3 separate regions of the Mus musculus genome follow, and regions 1 and 2 are each linked to region 3. A link is a loop called in an ENCODE intact Hi-C map of the cell type or tissue named here. Cell type or tissue: left cerebral cortex. All regions are shown on one strand.

Evidence for each region. A loop is a pair of places that touch in the nucleus more often than their neighbours do. Peaks named below come from ENCODE experiments on the same cell type or tissue, not always from the same donor. Only the 100,000 strongest peaks of a DNase experiment are listed, where the experiment ranks them.
Region 1: it touches region 3 in a loop (2.0-fold over the local background); 2 of 42 quality-filtered maps call a loop at or near these places.
Region 2: a loop joins it to region 3, with 4 times the contacts of the local background. A loop is called at or near these places in 2 of 42 quality-filtered maps.

The regions. Positions count from the first base shown.
Region 1 is chr2:161,886,788-161,894,787 of GRCm38, reverse strand. The region is part of intron 9 of Ptprt (protein tyrosine phosphatase, receptor type, T); the gene reads left to right. Among named protein-coding and RNA genes, the nearest start is that of Gm35374, 500 kb to the right of the region's middle. In left cerebral cortex, no CTCF peak of the experiment used is centred here; DNase peaks (open chromatin) are centred at 344 and 3,492.
Region 2 is chr2:161,946,457-161,954,456 of GRCm38, reverse strand. All of the region lies in intron 7 of Ptprt (protein tyrosine phosphatase, receptor type, T), which reads left to right. Among named protein-coding and RNA genes, the nearest start is that of Ptprtos, 440 kb to the left of the region's middle. In left cerebral cortex, a CTCF peak has its summit at 4,117 (motif pointing left); no DNase peak of the experiment used is centred here.
Region 3 is chr2:161,796,615-161,804,614 of GRCm38, reverse strand. All of the region lies in intron 11 of Ptprt (protein tyrosine phosphatase, receptor type, T), which reads left to right. Among named protein-coding and RNA genes, the nearest start is that of Gm35374, 410 kb to the right of the region's middle. In left cerebral cortex, a CTCF peak has its summit at 4,519; DNase peaks (open chromatin) are centred at 3,772, 4,453 and 6,457; H3K27ac peaks cover 2,374 bases.

The DNA of each region.
Region 1 (8,000 bases), 90 kb before region 3:
CATTCAGAGTTAAATAAAACACAGACTTTGCCTCAATAAAACAAGACAGCATTCTTGTGTGGGAGCGTCTTGCAAAGGTACGGTAGGTCGGAGAATTGTCAATATTTTTCCAGCATACAGATGGCTGGATTCAATCTGAACAGTAATCAGGGGCCCTAGAAAGCAACATCCTAAGTAAATGCACTGCCGGAGGCCCCTGTGAGTTCAGAGGCAGAGGAGCTTTGAACAGGATGGGAACAGATACCAAGACTGATGGAGAGAGGTGGCCTGCTATGTATAAGTTCAGGGTTAAGTGCTTAAAGAGGAAGCTACTAGATCTGGATAGATGCATATACCACCTCCTACCCTTTAGCTTTATCACAGTGAGTACTTGGGCCTCATCAACACTGGACTTTCTTATCTGTGGTCCACAGAGGCACAGCAGGAATGATGTGATACCTTCCAGATGGACAAGAGGCAGGAAGGGATCAGCTGAATCATGACTAATATAACTGTAAGCCTGAATTTGAATAATTTAAGCCAGATCTATGTTAATTAGGATACTAAATTTTCATACTGCAGGCCACTACGGGGTATGTTAAGCCTGGCTAGTAACTAAAAAAAGAAACCTCTTAACTCTGTTGAGTTGTTCATGCCAGAAATGAGAGCGTTATCTATTATCCTAGATGCTGTTCAAAGGATCTACCAGAAAGTTCGATCATTCCTCCTGCCTAAATAGTCCCAGGCCGGACCAAATGGCCCCCTTTCCACCTAGGCTGTTCTGAGTGCCACCAGATGCCTGGATTGTCTGCATTCCATCCACATCCCACTCTCAGTACATTGACAGTGTTATCATGTTCATCCTGTTCCTTGGCCTCGTCTGCATTTTAAGGCACTTCATCCTAGACTGGTCCCTCCAGTTTCTTCTTTTAGCCACTTGCTTTCTTTAATGCCTTTTAAGAGACCATATTCAATTTGTCTACATAGTGTTGTGTAGCCTTATCCAAGCTGTTGGACCGTTAACACCATGATGATGTTGGCCCTGTGGTGTTGGATTTTCTGTGTTATCTTGACTTAATCACAACATCCAGATGTGTGTTCACACATGCTCTCGTGGGGGTGCTCGGAATCTTGGAATGAGATTAGCTAGAGACTTGTACTGTTAATAAAGAAAATTGATATATAATATGAATGGGGCCTCAACCAATCAGGTAAAGGTTTGGGTAGAGAGAAAGGTGATCTTTCTTGAGCAATAGAGGTTCAGCCCGCAGACTTTCAGACTTGAACTTCAACACCAGCTCTCTGGTTCCCTGTCAACCTTTAGAATTGACATGACTAATGCAGGCCATTTTTGTTTGCCATATTACTGTTGTTGTGTTTTATAAAAAGAAAGAAAGAAGTCAGGGATATGTTTGGTAGAGGCGTGATATGGTGAGATGGAAGGGGGTGCCTCTGGGGGCCCATGCTGAGACATTCCTTCCCTCTGAGTTAACAATCAGACAACAGGTATAGTATAGACTAGAGTTCATTTGGGGCATGGGAATGGGAGTTGAGAAGGGAGTAGAGACAGAGTCAGAGACAGAGACACAGGGGTGGGGGGAGCAGAAAGTGTGTATAGACGAGTAGAGGCCAGCCATGAACACATGGAGAGAAAGGTGTGGGAATGGGGAGAGAGGGACAGAGAGGGAAGAGAGTAAGAGAGTGAGAAGGGGGACAAACAGTCCCTTTTATACTGAGTCAGGCATACTTGGCTGTTGCCAGGTAACTGTGGGATGGAGCCTAGAAGAAATTCTAACAAATTGTGTCTTGGAGACCCAAAGTAATACTTTGTGTATAATATGTACTCAATAAACATTCCTTAAATGAATGTATAGATCTTAACATGAGGTAGGAAGAAATTTTGACTGAGTTCTCGAGTGGTTTTTAAGTCTAGTTAAAGATAAGTATTACCCATTGAGAAATTCACTCCTCAACTTTGCTTTGACTAAAACTGTTCTAAGAAAGGCACCTTTTGTTGTTGTTATTCTTTTTTTAATTTATTTTTAATTAGATATTTTCTTTATTTACATTTCAAATGTTATCTCTTTTCCTAGTTTCCCCTCTGAAAACCCCCTATCCCCTACCCCTCCCCCTACTCACCAACCCACCCACTCCTGCTTCCTTGCACTGGCATTCCCCTATACTAGGGCATATAACCTTCACAGGACCAAGGGCCTCTTCACCCATTGATGACCAACTATGCCATCCTCTGCTACATATGCAGCTAGAGCCATGAGTCCCACCATGTGTTTTCTTTGGTTGGTATTTTAATCCCAGGGGGTTCTGGGGGTACTGGTTTGTTCATATTGTTGTTCCTCCTATGGGGCTGCAAACCCCTTCAGCTCCTTGGGTTCTTTCTCTAGCTCCTTTATTGGGGACCCTGTGCTCCATCCAATGGATGACTGTGAGCATCCATTTTCTGTATTTGTCAGGCTCTGGCAGAGCCTCTCAGGAGACAGCTACATCAGGCTTCTGTCAGCAAGCTCTTCTTGGCATCCACAATAGTGTCTGGTTTTGGTGGTTGTTTATGGGATGGATCCCCAGGTGAGGCGGTCTCTGGATGGTCATTCCTTCAGTTCCTGTTTCACACTTTGTCTCTGTAACTCCTTTCATGGGTATTTTGTTCCTCCTTCTAAGAAGGATCAAAGTATCCACACTTTGGTCTTTCTTCTTCTTGAGTTTCATTTGTTTTGCAAATTGTATCTTAGGCTTGAAAATGTAGGTAAAGAAATGATGAGATATCTAGTCAAATGAGTGTGTTTCAGGATGGGCTTCATTGCAGTCTAAATACCTAAGGATTTCTTATGGAGGGTTCTAGCTTATAGAATCTGAGAGTATTTGCTTGCTTGTTATAAAGAAGCACAATGCAAAGAAGGAAACCTAGCTTCTGCTGGCATATGAGGGACCTGCTAAATAAACAGCATGGACCCTGGCTCACTCCATATTCCATCTTATTGGACTATGCTCCATCATCCCCTTTGGATGCAGACACTTGAGCCAGCTTATTACTTACTCACAGCTAGATGCAAGGTGCCTATGTAGTTTAAGGCTTACATTTGAGAAGGCCTGGTTGGTCTCTTTCCCTCAAGATTACCACATGAATAGGGTATGGAGTAATGGCAGACACACAGGGAGGCATCCTGTGTGTCTGATGTTTGCTTCAGCATCCCTTTATAATTCAAATGCCTTAGCTCAAACTTCATTTATGATTCTCTCCCACTTCCTAGATAGCAGAGGTGGTACTATTGTTTTTTGGGTTTGTTGTTGTTATTAGATTAAGAAAGCAACATATATACACAACACTTAATATTTGCCTAGAGGTCTTCTCTAAATCTTAAAAGCCAGGGCTCTGAGATGCCTGGAAGCCATTTTTTTTTTTGTCCTGAGCCCTCAGCTCACCATTCACTTCTCATAGGATTCCAGAGATGATGTTAAAAATGTAGGCATCTCTGGGTAGATGCCATAGACAGAGCATCTGAGGATGAGAGGGAGGGTGACGGGTGTGTTACTAGGAACAGCTCTGGTTGGAAAGGCAGATGTCTGACACTCAGAGTCTAGAAGGAAGGGAGGGAGGGAGGGAGGGAGGGAGGGAGGGAGGGAGGGAGGGAGGGAGGGAGGGAGGGAGGGAGGGGAAGAAGGGGAAGAAGGTGAGGAAGGGAAAGAAGGGGAAGAAGGGAAAGAGGGGAAAGGGGAAGGGGGAGAAGAAGGGGAAGAAGGTGAGAAAGGGGAAGAGGGGGAAGAGGGGAAAGGGGAAGGGGAAGAAGGGGAAGAAGGGGAGGAAGGGGAAGAAAGAGGGGAAGAAGAAGGGGAAGAAGAAGGGGAAGAAGGGGAAGAGGGGAGAGAAGAAAGGAAGGAAGGGAAGTTAGTAGGTTCAATATAGTTGCCTGTTCATCCTCCCTCAGCATATGGAAGGTGTCTATATATTTGCCTTGGGTGCTCTTTTTCTTCTATTACAACATAGATATTTGTGATGGAGTCAGGGAACATGATAGAAGACATCAAATGCACAGTGTGTGTTAGCTAAAGGACAGAAAATCATTCTCTTGGCAATAGGTGGTTCAGAAAAGATACCAGTCATTGAGTTCAGCTGTAAACCGTAGGTATAGTACACAGGAATGCAGTATAGACAATTCAAATGCATTTGTGTCTGAGTGGTGGTAGTGGTGTGCGTGTGCATGTGTGTGTGTGTGTGTGTGTGTGTGTGTGTGTGTGTGTGTGTGTAAGAATTTGTATTTTGTGAGTTTATTCTGTGGTTGCTAGTATGACTATGAACGTGTCACATCTCTTGCAGTGTCTACATGAAGTGTTTAGTCTTAGAGAATCCTCAGCTTCTCAGCTCCCTCCAGGTCCCTGTGGAGGGGACACTGACCTCTTGGGAGAATTGCTCCATCATCTCAAGAGGCTCCCAGGCGTAACTCCTGGACTTCTTGACATAATATCATTTAGAAATTTACTGAGGGAGAATTTCAGATTAAAGAAAAAAAGAAGAAAAAAAAAAGATCCGGGGAGAGATAAAGGATGAACATAAAGTTAGACTCTATATTTGCCCAGCATGGGCTCTTTTATGCTTTTTCTATGGAATTGTGTTTTGATGCACTGCGTGGGACCAGAGCCTTTGTAGGGGACCCTCCTGTACACAGTCACATGGCTAGTGAGGGAACCCTTCCTCTGGTGACCATGTCCTTTCAACACACTGCCCAGAGGCGGTATTAAGTTGCCCGAGAATCTCTTTAAACATCACAGGTTGTTTCCTTTTCATGTCTGATGTTTTACCTCCTCACTCCAGTGGAATTCTGCCAGGCTGGGCAGTGCAGCATGAATGTGTCGCTTTTAACCAGCTGCCTGGTTTGTTTGTTTTGGTCCGAGCCCTTCAGTGTTCAGCACAGAAATGAAGACAAGCTGCAAGTTTTCATCTACTATCAGGACAGGTGGAAGCTCAGAGCCCCTGGAGACTGGAATTCAAATCTGCAATTGATTCTAGCTTATCTCTGTCTTTGTTTAGGAAATAGCAGATGGCTTTTCTTCTCCTACCCCAACCCAGTGGGCTCCTTTCTCTTCATTACTTTTTGCTATACTCTTAACAAGGAAGAAGTAATTCCATTATAATTGGCACCAATGCAAAGAACTTTGATCTACTTCTAGTTTCAACTCAGACAGCCCATTGGTTCTCAACCAGTGGACCAGACCTTTTGGGGGTTGATGTTGGGATTTGACCAACTTTTTCCTAGGGGCCCCTCAGAGTCCTTCAAATTGTCATAAAGGTGCTTATTGCTCTCGTGGTCCCTCATCTTGTCCTAGGCATGTTTTTAACATGAGCCTTTACTGAAAATCAGATTGGGAGTTAATCAGCTAAGGAAGGTAGTATTCACTTTTGTTTGCTGTTGGCAAGTACTGTATTTGAATTAGCCCTTTCCCAGGTTAGGTCTCAGTTTCCACCTTTACTAATTAGGGGGTTGTACTCTAGGGAACCTGCAGGGCCCACAGGTTACCACTTGAGTGCCAAAACCTAGATTAATCATACCCCTAGTTTTATGCAAGCCTATCCTTATTGCTATGTGTGTGACCTTCTTCTTTTCCATTCATTGTGTGATCATCTTCATCCATTCATTCTCGAACAGTGCATTATTTATGAGACATCTGAAATTTTATCTACTTGCTATCTACAGAAGTATGTGCATTTACTTATATCGGCTCAACTCGTCCTCCTTCCTCTCATAGTGTTCAGAATCCTCTAATAATTCCTTCACATTTTATATAGCTTTGTAATTTTTATACATTTGTATATAATCTTTTGGAGCATTTTCATTCTAGATTAAAGTCGTACCATGCCTCCCTATTGATGAATGTAGTTGTAGTTCATTCATCTTAACTGCTGTATAATATTCCATTGCTAATGTGTTTTACTAATGTGTATTGTTAACACACTGGAGATTCTTTCCAGGATGGCAGTTTTAGCAGAGTGCTGAAATGAACATCCCTTCAGGTCAGGTGACATGGGCCTGAAATCTCAGCTCCTGGGTTTAATGAGGCAGAAGAATCATAACTGAAGGCGTGCCTGGGCTCCAGAGTGAGATTTCAGCCCAGCATAATGAGCTCAGCTAGAGCATCTGCCTAGTATTTACAAGGTCCCAGGTTCAGTCCTCGGTACTGACAAGTGCACCATTATACATTCATTCTAATTATCCATGTGTTTGTGTATCTAGGAAATGGGTAATATGTTATAGTATATTAACATTAACTGTAATATGTCCCTCCACAAGCCCCCCACCCCACCCCAACAAAGCAAAACAATTTTCCAGACTAGTTTAATCAGTTTACATCACTGGAAGCCAAATACAAGCACCGTGATGACTTTTTAGAGCCTGTCTATCTTTACTATCATCAGGCTCCTTTGGCCAGGTAAGTATCAAATGACACTACCTACTGTCTTCCTGTCTATGTCCTAGATCATACACAGATCGTGAATAAGGTTGACTCTCCTCCTCATCCTGTTCATCCATGTCCCCTGCCCTGTGAGGTTTCTGCTCTCACCATTTGCTTGGCTTTTGATTAGGTTGTACCATCCTTCCTCCTGCTAGATGATAAACTTCAGAGCATATTTCTATACTTGTCCTCTTAGCTACACACATAGCTTGGCAGCTTTACCCCCTGTAATGTATCTTTTTGAAAACAAAAGTCTTTGATTATCAGTGTTTTAGTCTTAGCTTATTTTGGCAAGACTCGCACTGCTCCTAACAAATCCATCTTGAACCCAAGTCAAGAAGAACAATTCTTCAGAGATCCACTAATATTTGTAGATTTTGACCCTGAACTATGTATGTTTGATCTATTTGCAGTTATTTTTATGTACGATATAGATGGTATATACCAGTGTAGTTTTATCAGTTACAGAATAGATACTTGGGCCAAGTTGTACCAATTAGTCCTTCTTTTCCCTTGCTTTATCAGCTGTATCTAACTTATCCACAAATTCTGATGTGTTTTGATTGTTTTCCTGATTTCCCTCTTTCACGGGCCTCCATAACAACCACACATGGCCGTAATTATTATAGTGCCACATTGAATCTGGATCTCCGATATAGCCCACCCCTCTGCCTCATGCTTCAAAAATATCTTGGTTCTTCTTGCCCAGGGGGCTTTCATTTTAGAATCTACTCATCAAATTTAATGAAAACATCTGCTGCCATTTTGATTAGAATTGCATTGACTGTGTAAAACTATATGTGTGTAATTGACATCTTTACAATATTAAATTTATCTATATTTAGGTTTGCTTTAATATCCCCATAATTTTATTATCTCACTTAGAGAGGTGTTGTGTTTCACATAAAACCTGAACTGCTAACTTGGATCAGGAAGCATTGTGTCTCTCACTCTCATTTCCCTCCAGTCTCTGACCTTTGCTCAAGACCTCTCATGTGCTGTGTTTTCCCTGCCTCAGGTTTATTGTATATAGAGGTCTTCTTTGCCAGAAAGCCCATGTGCCTGCTTTTTCGTGGACAAATCATTTTATTAAACACCTTCTACCCTCTTAGAAAGGTGTCCTATCATTGCCCTAAAATGGACTTTCCCCACATCCCGTTATTCTCTACCATTGCTTCTCATCTCTACATAATATGCTATAGACAATTTATAATAATCGCATATTTATTTGTGTCTCTCTGTATTGTAAGTGCGTGTGCGTGAGCGTGTGCGTGTGTGTGTGTGTGTGTGTGTGTGTGTGTGTGTGTGTGTGTGTGTGTGCAATCCCTTATGTGGTCCCAGTAAGTACAAATGTATTAATTCATAAGGATTAGGGTGATTATTTTGGGTGGCTAAAGTACAGTGATAGCCAAGCTCTTCATCACATAGACATGACCTGTGAAATAGACAGGACCCTATGAAAACTCAGGGACACCATCTCAGATTCTACAATAATCTCTACCCATGCAATTCAATTTCCTAGCCACACACTTGCTAAAGCTATAAGTCTTCATTTGTAA
Region 2 (8,000 bases), 150 kb before region 3:
TTCCCGTGATTTATACTATTTATGTGTATGGGTGTTTGTATATATGCAATCATATGTGTGTACAAGTACCCACAGAGACCAAAAGAGGGTGTTGGATAGCCTGAAACTCGAGTTACATCAGGCTGTAATTCTTACACTTATATTGAAAAAGCAAATCTATTTATTTGCATTCAAATTTGAAAGCCTAAACTGGTGTCTAAGGTTTTTCTAGGTATATCAATTACTCATGTTAAACTTGTTTTTAGAACTTGGCTGCATTGCCAAGGGCATGATGATACCCACATAACAAAACTAAAAGCTAAACTACTTTGCATGTAGTTATTAAAATAACACATGGAAATGATGTGGATGCCTTTTGATAATTGCCAGAAAAATTGTCAATCTTTTGTCTCGTAATTCTCTTGCTATGGAATGCAAATTGTAAGTACAGGGAATGGAAAATAAGGAGAGAAAGTTTAGGTTTGGCTTGTCTGGACCTTGCTGCCCTTTCAAGTAACCTGGCTGAAGACCTGGAGTAGGAATTGCTGATGGAACTATACTGCAGTTCAGAAAACACTGCTGAGAGGCCAGCCTGCCCAGTAACTGTTATGGGCCTCACACAGACTTATCAATCCAAGTAGGATGATCAGAGCAAAGAAAATATAGTATGTGTCTATTTCCTGGATTCTCTTTTCTATTAGGTTTTCTAGATCTGACCTTTGCATCTCCAAATAGGTTCCCCTAGTGAAGAAGTATAGACACACAGACAGGTAGACCACTAGACTGATAAGCCCAGGATCCTCTGAAAGGTTCAGCACTCTAATATGGTGGGTCTAATCCTTCTTTATTTAGCTGTGATCCTTTAATGCAGATCCTTATTTTGTGGTGACTAACAACCACACAATTATTTCATTGCTACTCCATAACTATAAATTTGCTACTGTTATGAATATTAATGTAAATATCTGATATGTACAATATCTGATATGTGACCCCCAAACAGGTTGAGAATTGCCATTCTAAGAGATCAACAAGAGTGGAACCACTTACACTAAGAAAACAAAGAAAAGTTTTAGGAAGGCATGGTGCTAAATTAATGCTAATTCTGTTCTGTTAGGCAGAGAAGTAATTTTTGCTTTATAAATTTTGGAAATCACAAAGGATTGCGAGCAGAGAAAAAGTATTATTTCATATATCAATAATTCCTCCATCTATGTAAGCATCTAACCATCTATCCATCCAGTTATTCATTCAACTACACACCCACTATCTATCCATTCACCTATTTATGCATCCCTCTATCCATCTCTCCCTCCCTCCATCTATCCATACTTCTATTGAACCCTCCATCCATGTATCCATCTATTCATTCACATTTGACTTCCCATTATGTGCCAACTGTGATTTTATACACTGAAGGAAAAAAAATAGAAAGAAGTACACAAAGTTCTTGCTTTTGTGTATCGCATTTTTTCAGGCTAATCCATAACTGACTAATCACATAAACACATGAACAGGATACTTTCTGCAAATGACAAAAGGCAAACAAATAAAGTAGTCTACTGTGATAGGAACATGGTCAATAAGGGGAAGAAGGTTTCTAGTTAGCTCATGAAATGTCTCTCTGATGGCACATCACCACATCCTGGAGCTCACAGAGCATGATTTCACAAATGACAGGTGGCACATCCTTTCCTGGGTGCCGGCTCACCTACCATCTTTCTAACCCTGTGCTCCCAGAGCTCCAACTTCATTATTCCTTATAATTAAGGCTTCCCTGTGCATCATCATAACATTTGCACTGAGAAAACTTGTTTCCCTAATTTTCTCAAGGATCAATAAAAACAAATTAAAATAGAGGATTAGAGGTGTCTTCTTGCCACATTATTTTTCTGAGAACAAAAGATGCAGTGATATCATTGTTATTTCTCCAGAGGTTCCTAACCACGATATAAAGCCATTTAGCACAGTTTCAGATCTTCATAACTCAATGCTTCTTTCCCCTTGCTCCAGGGAACCAGAGGGAGAAGAAAATGTCGGTAGGCAAAAGGATGGGATAAATGAGAAAAGCCCCTGCCTCCACATTAAAAGACATTAAGAGATACATCCTTTGATTGTCCATTTCTTGAAAGTAAGGGGAGGGCTGGGCAGTATGACTGGGGTATGCAGCTCCTCATCAAATGGAGAAGATGACAAGGGGGTGAAATGAGCTTGCCAAAATCCAAGTGCTGCATTTGAGAATGTGCTGAGTATTTGGGGGAATACAGAGGGGTGTGGTGGTATGTTCTATGTTCCAGCTTCCAGTAAATTGAAAGAGTTAAATCCATCAGGAAAGATGGGAAATATTCCTCTCAAAACCTCTATGGAACAGCCAAAGGACCAAGGATACATGCAGTAAAAAGGCAACATTTTTAACAGTGTTGTGGAAATTGTGTATTTTAGCATGGGAGACCTAGTCCGGTGTTGTGATTAGTAGCATGGGACTTAGATCATGACCACCAAGTTCATATCCTGTGTACCGCTCTGGGCTTTTGTTTGCTCATCTGTGATATTAAAAGCTCAGTACTTACCTTATGAGATGTGATGAGGATGAAAAAAGATTATGGATATATAGGACTTAAAGAAGAAGAGAATGGATGTATTGCAGATGATGAAATGGTGAATTTCTTTACCTAAACCGAGCACTCCTCAGATCCTTCATCACTCTCCCCTTTTCATGGATGAGTAAACTCAGTCCTGCCATCATTAAAAGCATTATGTGTGTGTGTGTGTACATACACATACGTACATATACATATATAATTATAATATATAATATATAATAATATATATTATAGCACTTAAATGTCTGCTGTGCTGGTTCCCAGCTGTATGACATAGTCACTGTGCTTCTGAAACTTTGACGATTTTACCTGTAAAATAGAACATTGTGGCTTGTAGTTCTAGTAAGTTAATATGCGGTGAACACAGTGCTTAGCTGTGTACCTGACATATACTACTTAAAACTTTGAGCAACATGGACAGGTGTTTGCAAATTATGGCTGATGCTTTTTATGGTTATGATGTAAGGTGGAATCAAGTTAATGACTGAACTGGGAGATAAATCTAGTGAAACAGAATATCAAGTAGATAAAAAATATTCAAAGATATTGAAGATCTGAAAAGTATAATTATTAAACTCAATCATAGTAAGATGCTAAGCAGTTAGTGTTGAGTAATTTTGATAGATGGAAATCTAAACCCAAACAACAGATATTATCTGAACACACACAGGACTGTCACACAAATAAAATGTGCATTAACCTATGTAAAAGAAAATTAAATTTAAAAAACCTTGTCAGAAAGACCATGTTCCCCAATAAATAATACAATAGTACAATAAATTGGAAATTAATAACCAAAGATACTTTATAAGATCTCGTGATTTTGACAACTAAATCACACACTGCTAAATTATATTCAGATGAAAGGGAAACCATCAAGAAATCATGGAGTGAATAGTGATGGTGGGTCAGAGAATGTCTATACTTGTATAGAGTATATCAGAGAATGTATATACTTGTACAGAGCCAAAGCCATACATACAAGGGAATAGAGTTTTAAAGTAAGCTGCTAGGTAACAGAGGTTTAGAGGCAGTATATAAATAGCAAATGGAATGAGCAAATAAATGGAAAGCAAAAACAAAAACAAAACCACAAGAGATGTTACACATCACCAGCCACTCAGCTACAGCAACAGTAAAGCACAACCCTGTGCCCATCCGAATGGCTCACAGAAAAGTAGTGATGACATCAAATGCTAATGAGGACATGGAGAACCTGGACGCCTCATGTACTGCTTGGTGGCAGATGTCATTGTCTTAGGATTTCTATTGCTGTGAAGAAACACCATGAATACAGGCAACTCTTATAAAGAAAAACAATTAAGTGGAGCTGGCTTACAGTTCAGAGGTCTGGTCCATTATCATCATGGCAGAAAACATGGCACTGTACAGGCAGACATGGTGCTGGAGAAGGAGCTGAGAGTTCTACATTTTGAACCACAGGCAACAGGAAGACAATGAGCCCCTGAGCCTGGGCTGGAGCTTTTGAGACCTCAAAGGCTGCCCTCTAGTGATGCACTTCCTTCAACAAAGCCACATCTGCTCCAACAAGACTTCCTAATCGTGACACTCCCTATGGACCAAGTATTCAAATACAACTGTCTACAGCAGTCATTTCTATTCAAAAGACCACAGGCATGTAAGGTCTCTAGAGGCCTCTCTGGAATCTAGGGTATTTTTTTATTTTAGTTTTTGAATTTTTAATTACAATTGTGTGAGTATGTGTGTGTATTTGTGTGTGTGTGTGTGTGTGTGTGTGTGTGTGTCTGTGTCTGTGTCTGTGTGTCTGTATGTATACCCAAGTGTATACCCATTGCAAGTGCACGTGGAGGTCAAGGGACAACTTGTAGGAGTCACTTCTCACCTTCCACAGTGTAGGTTCTGGCAGCCAAACTGAGATGATCACAGTTGGCAGCAAGTGTCCTTACCCACTGAGCCCTCTGGCCAGCTGTAGTCTGTTTATTTTATGAGGTAAAAAAACAAAAAACAAAAAAAAAAACTTGTTTCTCAATCCAGTGCCTGTCTGTTGCAGTAAATCTCCTCCAAAATATGCTCTGGCAATGAAAACACAACACAGACAATATGAGTATATGCTGTGAGCCTAGATTGGGCAGATCTACCACTACACTACCATCTTCCACAGCTTATGAGACCTCTTAGTACTTGCGGTTTCTCCAGGCCATGTGTTTCTGCTCTGCTTTTCTTTGTCTTCCTCCTCCTCTGTACCCTCTCCCTCTTCCATTTTCTCCTTCTCTCTCTCACTTTCCACTCCACCTTCCCTTTTATCTGCCCAATCATCAGCTCTCCTTTATTTTACAAATTAAGGTAGGAAGCAGTTAGTTTTACAGGAAATTACCTGAGTGCTGACTCATTCCTAGTTCACAGCCACTCACAGGAGAATGGAATTAACATCAAATATAATTAGCCTCAAGGCTATCCACAACACCTGTCCTCCTGGACATTCACTGTACAAACATGAAACATCTTGTTCACATAGAAGCTAGTATGTGAGGACCCATAGTAACGTTATCTATAGATAACCCCAAATTAGAAATTATCCAAATGCCTTTCACTGGCTATATAACTGAACTATAACACCTGTGAGACAGTGGCATCATGGAGTAGTACTAAGCAATAAAAAGGATCAAACTGTTGGTATATGTGACAGCTTGGACGAGTCTCTAGGGAATAGTGATTTTTCCAAGACAAGATATTACATGTTCGTTCACTTCTGTAATTTTCTTCAAATCATACGGATATAAAGGTGATAGATTAGTGGCTGTGAGGGGTTTCAATCTGGGAGGAAGGAAAGCAGGGGGGGGGAGGAATGACTTCAATCAGGTAGTATAAATACCTTAGTCAGTTTCTGCTACTTCCCACAATTGGAGATACTGCAGGTGGTCAGGGCTCATTCTTTGCTCCAAGGAAGCATCTTATCACTGAATTCTCCAGAGCTGTGGTTCTCAACCTTCCCAGTGCTGAGACCCTTTAATACTGTTTCTTGTGTTATGGTGACTCCCAACCATAAATTTATTTTTGTTGCTATTTCATAACTGTGATTTTGCTACCACTATGAATCATAATGCAAATATTTTTGGAGCTAGAGGTATGCCCAAGAGGCTACAACCCACAGGTTGAGAAACACTGCTCTAGAGGGAATAAGTTCTGGTTCTCCCCATGACTGGCTGGGCTGAGCTCACCTTGAGATGCTTTGTAAGACACTACCCATCCACATGGCTCTACCCAATCACCTTTGAAAGGGATACCTCTTCCTAATGCACTTGGAGCTTTGCAGCCACCCCAAACATTCGAGACATAGTAATAAAGGAGTCTATTGGCGATGTGCTTCTGTCTCTTGATTGTAGTGCTCATCACAGGATACTGTACAGGTTAAAATTACATAAAACTAAACACGAGTATGTTCAAGGATGTAGAGGTGAGGTCCGAATTAACCCTGTGGCTTGAGATAGTGATAATTTCCTGTGTGCACTTTACAACACATATTAACAGTCGAAGAGGCTGGATTACAATTCTCAGGGAATTCTTGTGTGTTTCTTTGCCACCTCTTATGAATCCGTAATCATTTTTAAATGCTAAAAATGAGCAAAGCATTCATCTCCAGAATATCAGAAAAAGTCCAAATGAGCAAGGAAAATGCTAACTGAATAGAAGAGAATTTTAAAAATATGTATATAATTTAGTTCTTTGAAAAGAATGCTAAAAAAAATAAAGCCAGTTGATGAAAGAAAAACACGGTAAACACAAATATTTTTAAAGTAAGAATATAATGAATCCTGAGCTGTTGAACTAAGAACTTTCAATGCATATAATTATAGAAAAACTTGGAATGACAAACCCAACATAAGGACAAAGAGAACCATTCAGTGGATCAATAGGATTAAAGAAATTAAAATGATACCCAAGCAGTTCGCAAAAACACTAGACCCTGAATGTAAAGTCACAAGATCAAGCCAGTCAAGTTTCAGTGTGGATGGGGACACAGCCCCCAGTTCCTACATCTATCAAAGAGCTATTGTCAGAGGATGGATGCTGAGGAATGGAAAGTCATTCTTTTTGGGGGATCTGGCTACTGCCAGCTAGGTTGTTCAAGTCCCAGTGGATAGCCACAAATCCATGTGCTCATTGATAGCACTAATGACAACAAGACAGAGAACAAGGTTTAGGGAGGTGTAAGTGAGGACACCTTGAAACCAGTGAACTGGACCAAACTGGATCAAACTTCCAAGGCATGCACTGAGCAGGAATCAGACAGAGAGGAGAGCATACTGGACGAAAACCAAGTGGATTTTACATGACAGTCAGCAGGGTGGAGGGCTTTGAGTTGATGCTGGCTTCTCTGTTGATGAGGGAACATTAAGGGAGAAAGCTCCTGGTAAACAGAAAACCCACCTTTGGCCTTCTGTTTACCTAGCCAGAGTCTCTATATTTAGGACTTTGTCACCAGAACTGCCTTTTGAGAGGCCACTTTGGACCTAAAGAGAGGCAGTTTAGGTTGGAAGCACCAGAAGTTGAAGGCAGGTAGTGATGGATGTATGTGACCAAATACATTTCATAAAATATGAAAATTTAAAACATAAATAAAAGCTATCATAAAAACAGCAGCCACATAGACCCTGTCTCAAAACAAAACAAAACACGATTATTAAAAAGTGAGTAAATGAACAATATCAAAAATCCCACTGAGCTCATGTGAGTGGTGAGTAGTCAGTTCTAATACATTATCGGAAGAGGTTTGACTTTTATTGTAATGCTATTTTTTTCTAGAAAATGAAACAAAGGCAATTTAGTTCCTTTTATGAAATTGCTGGAATCTTAATTCAAAAATTAGATAAAAATACAAGATAAGAAAGTGCAGGCACATTTTATGTGTGGATATACAGAGCATGTATCTGAAACCAAATATAGGCAATGGGCTCGACCCTGTTTACAAGAATATTAATCATACACATTGGAAGCTTATCTCAGTTCTCCGTGTATTTCAATAATAGCATAATTCATTTCCTTAATATAAATGATATAAATCATTTGGCTATTTATGTAAGACAAATGTTTAATAAAATATTGTCACCAGTCGATTGTTTTATTTTAGGAAAGAGAAGGAAAGTTTTTAATTTCCATACTTACGAAGCAGAACTTTACAGCAAACATGATATTTGGTATAGAACATTTAGGCAGTTAGGGGCAATCAGACCACTATGAGTTCAAGGCCGGACTACTCTACATAAAGAATACCAAGACAAAGAAGATTTCATAGTGAGATCCTGTGGTGATTTAAATGAGATTGTCCCTGTAGGCTCGCATATTTCCAGGCTTAGTCCCAGTAAATGAACTGCATAGAAGGATTAGGAGGTATGGCCTTTTAAGAGGAAGTATGTCACTGGGAGTGGGCGTTGAGAT
Region 3 (8,000 bases):
AACAAGTATGAAGTCATTACAGAGGAAAAAGTAACGGTTCACAGGGAATGAGACAAGTTGTGATTCTTCATTGGCCCCAAACCACCAATTCTTCAGGGGCACACAGCAGCCCACTGAACTGGGACCACATGAAAGGGTTGAATGCAGAAGGGTGGGGGTGAGGAAGCACAATCATCTTGGCAGAATTGTTTCAAATACATTAGTGAATTTTCACTGAAAGAATGACAATATAATCAATGAGAGATTGTTAAAGTCGACAATGCAGCATTTCCAATGGGGGTGGGGGGTGGGATGTGAGATTCACTCCAAAGCAGAATAAGGAGGCGAAAGTACATTTCATTTAGGAGAAAGGGCATGGGAATCTTTTGAGAGGGTATCTTTTAGAATGTGGAGCTCTAATAGAAACCTGGCCAGTTATTTCTGATGCAATATTTAAGACAGAAACAGACTCTGTGTTGAAAGTCTAACAAAATGCTATTGAGGAAAAATTCTAAACTTTCTTTTTTTTTTTCCATTTTTTATTAGGTATTTAACTCATTTACATTTCCAATGCTATACCAAAAGTCCCCCATATCCACCCACCCCCACTCCCCTGCCCACCCACTCCCCCTTTTTGGCCCTGGTGTTCCCCTGTACTGGGGCATATAAAGTTTGCAAGTCCAATGGGCCTCTCTTTCCAGTGATGGCCGACTAGGCCATCTTTTGATATATATGCAGCTAGAGTCAAGAGCTCCGGGGTACTGGTTAGCTCATAATGTTGTTCCACCTCTAGGGTTGCAGATCCCTTTAGCTCCTTGGCTACTTTCTCTAGCTCCTCCATTGGGAGCCCTATGATCCATCCATTAGCTGACTGTGAGCATCCACTTCTGTGTTTGCTGGGCCCCGGCATAGTCTCACAAGAGACAGCTATTTTGTCATGCCTTCCTTGTGGATTCCAGATGCTAAGGCCATGCATTTTGTTAGCTTCCTTCTGTTCCTAAACAGAATAGTTATCAGATAGATCTTCCTCTGACATTAAAGATGCCCTTCTTTGTGAGCTGTCTGGTCGGATCGCCGCCGACCACACGTGACTGTCAAGCACTTGATGCATCCCTGCCATAACAGAGGAACCAGCTTGTTTTATGGTGCTCACTTTTGATCAGTGTGATATTTCAACACTGGCACAGCACACATTGATCAAAGCCAACCTCTCTCTGTCTACCCTAGGCATGCAACCTCTAGCTACCAGCATTCTGCATGGCTTGGGGTCTCTATAAGAGAGAATATCTGGTCTATGCCTTTTTGTGTCTGGCTTCCTTTGTTTGGCACACATTTCTCCAGTCCCATTCATTCTCCTTCAAATGACAGGATTTCATCTTTCTTTATGGCTGAGTATCTCTCCATTGGGTAGATATACTGCATTTTCTTTATCCACTCATCGGCTGGTGGGCATCCAGGCTGATTCTGTATCATTTCTATTGGCAATGTGTGCTGGGGTGGGAGAGCACGGTCATACAGTGGAGCTGTCTGCGTTTTCTTATGAGTTTCTTTTACTTCATATCCATGCCACATTATTTTTCATTCGAATTTGATAACAGCCATTCTAAATAGAGTGAGATGATACCTCCCTATCATTTGCATTTACATTCCCCTTAGTGGCTAATGATAGCAAGCATTCTAAAGGCATTTATTGGCCATCCATTAGGCTTCTTTGGGGGATACTGCAGTTAGATAAGAGCAAACAAGGATGGAAAAGACAAAAAGAGGCTATGAGGGTGGGTGTGTAGCTAAGGATTCTCATGAGAGGTATCCAACACAAGCCTCCTGGGCATGGAGGCTGGAGGGCTTCCTGGAGGGAATCCTGCCTAATTGAGGTGTATAGAATGAAAGGTATTTAATGGGAGAGAGAGGATTGGGAGAGAGAGCAATGCAGGCAAGAGTCCATACAGAGAAGGCACATGGGATGTTCTAAGAGCCCTAAGTAGTCAGTGAGCAGGGCAAGAGGTGAGGCAGAAAGAGGAGGACAGACAGGGACTACAGCAAGGTCTCCCTCTGCCCTGGGTTTGGACTTTGTCGTGAGATGTAGGAGGGATATTTAGTAGATGCCCACATTTTGTCCTCTGTGTGACTGGCTTCTGTTAATGTCACTATGCAGGTATGCCATTACCTTCCCAACATCCAAGGTCAGCTGCCACATCCCAGACTGTCTTGCCCCCATCCTCAGTACAGAATGCACCATCTCTCCAGTGCTGCCTGCCCTCTGCCTTCACCCACTTCCTATCAGGGTGTGGAGTCTGTGTCAGTGACTGTAGCTCTTTGGGGACAGGAGCTAGGTCAGAACACAACCTGAGACCAATATGTTCTCCCCATCACATCTGCCTCCCAGTTGGACACAATAGGACAGGGAAGGCTTGTACAATAAGACTCAGCTTTACTGCTGGGCGTAGTGGCACACACGCCTTTAATCCCAGGGAGGCAGAGGCAGGCAGATTTCTGAGTGTGAGGCCAGCCTGGTCTACAAAGTGAGCTCCAGGACAGCCAGGGCTACACAGAGAAACCCTGACTTGAAAAACCAAAAGGAAAAAAAAAAAAGGACTCAGCTTTATCCAGCAGTTTCACTGGGTAGCTTTGGGCCAGGTACCTAATTCTGTGATCCTTGATTTGTCTGATAGTAAGTAGAAACATATGTGTATATGATATCACACGTATCGCATACACATATACATACATACACATATGTATGTATGTATATGTGTATGACTGTTGAAGGAGGAAATGCCCCACCCTACTCCCACCTATAGGTGGTCACAGGCAAGTTTATCTTCTGCACCTGCTTCAAGCTGATGTCCCTAAACTGCATGTGTTCTGACCCTCAGGTGAGGTTGATAACAATGTAGGTACTCTGGCAACCCAGTAGGCTCAAGAATCTGGTAGGTGTTACAGTGGCATTCTGGGTACTTCTCATGGGCCATCTACGAGAAAAGTTAGAACTTGTAACCTGTTCTTATGGCGTCTGTAGGGGTGGAGCAGCTCCGTCCTGTAGGATCATCCAACGGTATACAAGACTGACACTAGAAGTCAGTGCATCTTGCCAATGGCTTCCAAAGGTCACAGCAAGTTCTATTTACTCCCTGATGAGAATCTCTGGGTCTCACGCAGTTGACAGGCACGTCTAGTTAGGGCCACACATTCTGAAACGCAGGGTGATTAGTTGCAGTGAAAATTGGAGACCCAACCAACTTTTAAAGAATGAAGAAACTTTACTGGGGGAAAAAAAACAGAAAACTATTGCCAAATTTCCTCCAGGATTCCTTTAATAACAGCAAAGCCCGGAGTGAGAGCACACGGAACAATCACAGAAGGGTTTTGCTGGTCCGTGGAGCTACAGCGAGCAAAATTGGAATCATTACCATCTGATTCTCAGACACCAGCATATGATTGTGTCCAATTAGGAAGAAGAAATGAAAATTTGGAGGATTTATTAGCATGGGGCAGCCTGAGGAGTTTGTAAGTCCCAGTTCACATGGAGGTAGATGAGAGACAGCAATTACAATCATTCTCTAAGCCGTGTTTGTTTTGTTCAGGTCCCCCCGGTTCTCCTGGCCACCTTTGCTAGGGACTAAATATGAGGAGTTCTGTGTGCCCTGATTTGCAGGGAGCATTTGGTAGAGATGAGAGGTATTTCATATAACCTGTAAGAAGATTTAACTCTGTAAGTAACTAACACTGCTTGTATCTGTGCCCAAAAGCATGCTGGGAATGTATCACACTGGATTAGGGAACATGAGAAGCCAGATAAAAGAAGCAGCAGTGGAAATAAGAAATAAGAGGATGCATGCTGTTGTATTTTCTTCCCACAGTCTAACTATGGCACTAAAGGAATATACCATTTTAATTAGAGATATGTGGAACCACCAAAGGAGATGGGTCAGTCCTGTGTCGAACCAAAGAACAACAGGCAGACAGATAATTCAGTCTTATTACAAAAGCAAAAAAGCAGAAAGGCAAAGTATGTGAAACTATGGATATGTTGATTTCGCTTTGCTATGGTAATTTCTGTGCATCTCTCCTTATCTTACTATCTATCGCCCATCTATAGCAGCGTACATAACTTGGATATATGTACTAAAGTTTATCTCTTTAAGGAAAGAACAATTTTACAGGAAAACACCAGGGGAAAAAAGGCAACACTTGAATAATATAGATGGGGTGCATTCACTTGGTCTCAGCCTAGCTACACTGCTGAGTTCCCATTATAAACCAGCCCTGCCAGCCTCTACCCTCACTCTGCTGCCCAGCAATCCAGCTTACCAAGAACTGGCTCTGGTGTTGGGATTTTGGATTGTATTACTCAGTCTCAAATCAAGGAGGGGGAAAAAACAGGTGTTTGGAGGAGAGTATTTTAAATGGAGCAGTCGATGGAACACGAAGAGTGAGCGTGTTCTATTTTGAACTGTCTGCCATCTGGAGAGATGGAGACTGGGGCTGTTGCTGCCAGGATGGAGAGAAGAGAGTGGTTGCCATGTTCACCTCCTACCACAGGGGCTATTTAAGCTCTAAACGTCTGTGGTGCCGGAGAGGCGTCTGAGCAGAGGTTTGCACTTGGAAACTTCAGCATCACTGTGGTGTCTGCAAATCAAGCAAAGAGGAGGACCACATTCAAGGACAGTGCAGAGGTGAGTAGCAGGAGAGAGTTCTGTGATGCTGTACCAAGGGACGGCTCAAAGAAGGGAGAAGGCTAGGCTTGTGAAGAAGTAGAAAGAAACCCGTGTTAGTATGATTATAGTATAACCTTATGAAACAGGAAAGTTAAGGAAACTGATTACAAGAAAAAAAATGGCCAACATTTTTACTTTAACCTCTAATAGAAAATAAGAAAGAGAACTGGAGGGATGGCTCCGTGGTAAAGTACCAACTGTTCATGCAAAGAACTACATTCAGATTACCAGCATCCATAGCAGACAGGACACAACTGAGTGTAACTCCAAATCCAGAGGGATCAGCCACCTCTGTCATCCACAGGCATCTGCACTCACATGTACACGCCCACACACAGATGTACACATACCCCATCCATGGGCACCTGCACTCACATGTACACGCCCACACACAGATGTACACATACCCCATCCATGGGCACCTGCACTCACATGTACACACACACACACAGATGTACACATACCCCATCCATGGGCACCTGCACTCACATGTACACACACACACACAGATATACACATACCCCATCCATGGGCACCTGCACTCACATGTACACACACACACACACACAGATGTACACATACCCCATCCATGGGCACCTGCACTCACATGTACACACACACACACAGATATACACATACACCATCCATGGGCACCTGCACTCACATGTACACACACACACACACACACAGATGTACACATACACCATCCATGGGCACCTGCACTCACATGTACACACACACACACAGATGTACACATACCCCATCCATGGGCACCTGCACTCACATGTACACACACACACACAGATATACACATACACCATCCATGGGCACCTGCACTCACATGCACACACACACACACACAGATGTACACATATATCATCTATGGGCACCTGCACTCAAGTGCACACACCCACACACAGCCATACACATACATATAATGCTTTACACATGAAAAGAAAATTTAAGAGCTACATAAGTTGATCAGGAACAATAGGAAAGTTAACTGAAGTGCCATAACGGGAAACATCTGGGCGAGGTTTGCTTAAAACTAATCTGAAGGTAAGGGCAGAACGTGAGCTGCTGGTGCAACTCTTGCAGAGAACCAGGGTTCTGTTCACAGCACCCACATTTGGCAGCTCACAACTGCGTGTACCTTCAGCTCCTGCAGATTCCACACCCTCTTCTGGCCCCCCACAAGCACCCACATGAAACTGTACAACCACACACAGAACACATGTGCATACACACCACAAAATAAGTAAGGATTTCTTAAAAATAGAAAGGCAGATATGCATGTAGAAGAGATGCTGAAGCCTGGCAGATCTCACCGTTGTCAGAGAATCTTTATATAAGGCAGAGACATGATAAAAGAAAAAAATAAAAAATAAAAGCAGCAGGGAATGATGGTTCAGGGATAAGATGATGGAAGGTAGGTCATAAGAACAAAACTTCCCGTGGGATAACTGCACAAAGATGTGAGACGTGAAAGATGCGAGGTGTGTGGTAATGGATTCAAGGTGAAGCTCTTACAGTCAGATATACTGAGGAACAATAGACTGTGGAAAGGTGGGAGGGCTGTATAAGTAGATGTAGTTTCATGATGTTTCATAAAACTCATGAAGCCGCTGTCAGAGTAGCAAGGACTCCAAGATCCCTTCTCCACGTTCCCATCTCTCCCCAACTTTTATTTTCTACTGGCTTCTATGTCTCTTACTGCTCTCGGCCCTAGGACAGTTTGCACCCCTGCTGTCTCTCAGATTTTGAGCAACTGATAACTGGTGACTCACAGTATCTCTCTGCAGCTGCCCAAAGTCAGACATTGAAGTCTGCCTCACCTAGTATATTTCCATATCCTCATCTATTGGTGTTTTTTTCTGAGCTAGCACATGTATTTGTGCAACCATAGTATCCAAGGAGGCTTGTTCTTCTGAAAAACACACACGCACATGTTTGCTCTCTCTCTCTCTCTCTCTCTCTCTCTCTCTCTCTCTCTCTCTCTCTCTCTCTCTCTCTCTCTCTCTCTCGCTTCCCCCCCCCCATCAGTTCCAGCTGCCTGGAGCTGGTCAGAGAGATCATCTTGGAGACTCTGGATTTTTGGTAGGGAAAGAATAGCGAAAGCTTACAGTCTGTGTGGCTCCGAAGAAGAACTGGATGCTCCCCTTCCCCTTCCCCTTTCCCCTTCCCCCTTCCCCTTCCCCTTTCCCCTTTCCCCTTCCCCCTTCCCCTTCCCCTTTCCCCTTCCCCTTCCCCTTCCCCCTTCCCCTTCCCCTTCCCCCTTCCCCCTTCCCCTTCCCCTTCCCCCTTCCCCCTTCCCCTTCCCCTTCCCCCTTCCCCCTTCCCCTTCCCCTTCCCCTTCCCCTTCCCCCTTTCCTTTTCTTTCTCTTTTTTTTTCTTTTTTTGAGACAGGGTTTCTCTGTATAGCTTTGGCTGTCCTGGAACTCACTCTGTAGACCAGGCTGGACTCGAACTCATAAATCTGCCTGCCTCTGCCTCCCAAGTGCTGGGGTTAAAGGCGTGCACCACCACTGCATGGCCCCCTTTCCTTTTCTAACCTGGCTACAGCTGCTTAGGGATTGCTGTTTGGCTACTGTGTTTCCACGAGGGTGTCAACTTGGGACTACATTTTTTTTTAAAGCTTGCAAACCTATAAAAAAAAGTACCCATTTTGAGACTAGGAAGTAACAGCCCAAATAAGAGAAGAAGAAGGGTTTGAGATCATGGATTTAGACCTGAATTGTACAATGCAGTAGCCACAGTAGGTGGATATTTAAGTTAAATATATGAACGAAAACATTAGTCCATTAGTTTCATCAGCCACATTTACAGGATCTATAGGTAGTGCTGGATATTATATTGAACATTATTTCTATCATAGTAAAAAAATAAATCTCACCTTGTGCTGTGCTGGATAAAAAGAGGCCATGGTTTCAAATTGTATTGATGATACAGATCTTTGAGGATACAGATAAAGTCCAGAGAGCCTTTCGTGAGAGATGAACAGGATAATGGGTAGAGTGTAGAGCTAGGCATAAGACGTGAAGTTCCTGAAGAATAATGAGCCCTGCTTTTGGGTTACTTGCTGCTGAGACCCTGACCTACTAAGCTGGACCTTCCCCCTGCATAGCTCCTTCCTAGGGATAACGTATAGGTTCTAAACCTGTTCTCAAATGGTTCTTAACATTAAGCAGTCCTCAAACCATAGATTGTGACTCCTTTGCGGGGGCATCCCAATAACTCTTTCCCAGGGGTCACATATTAGATAGGCCTGCATATATCAGGTATTTACAATTCATAACAGTAGCA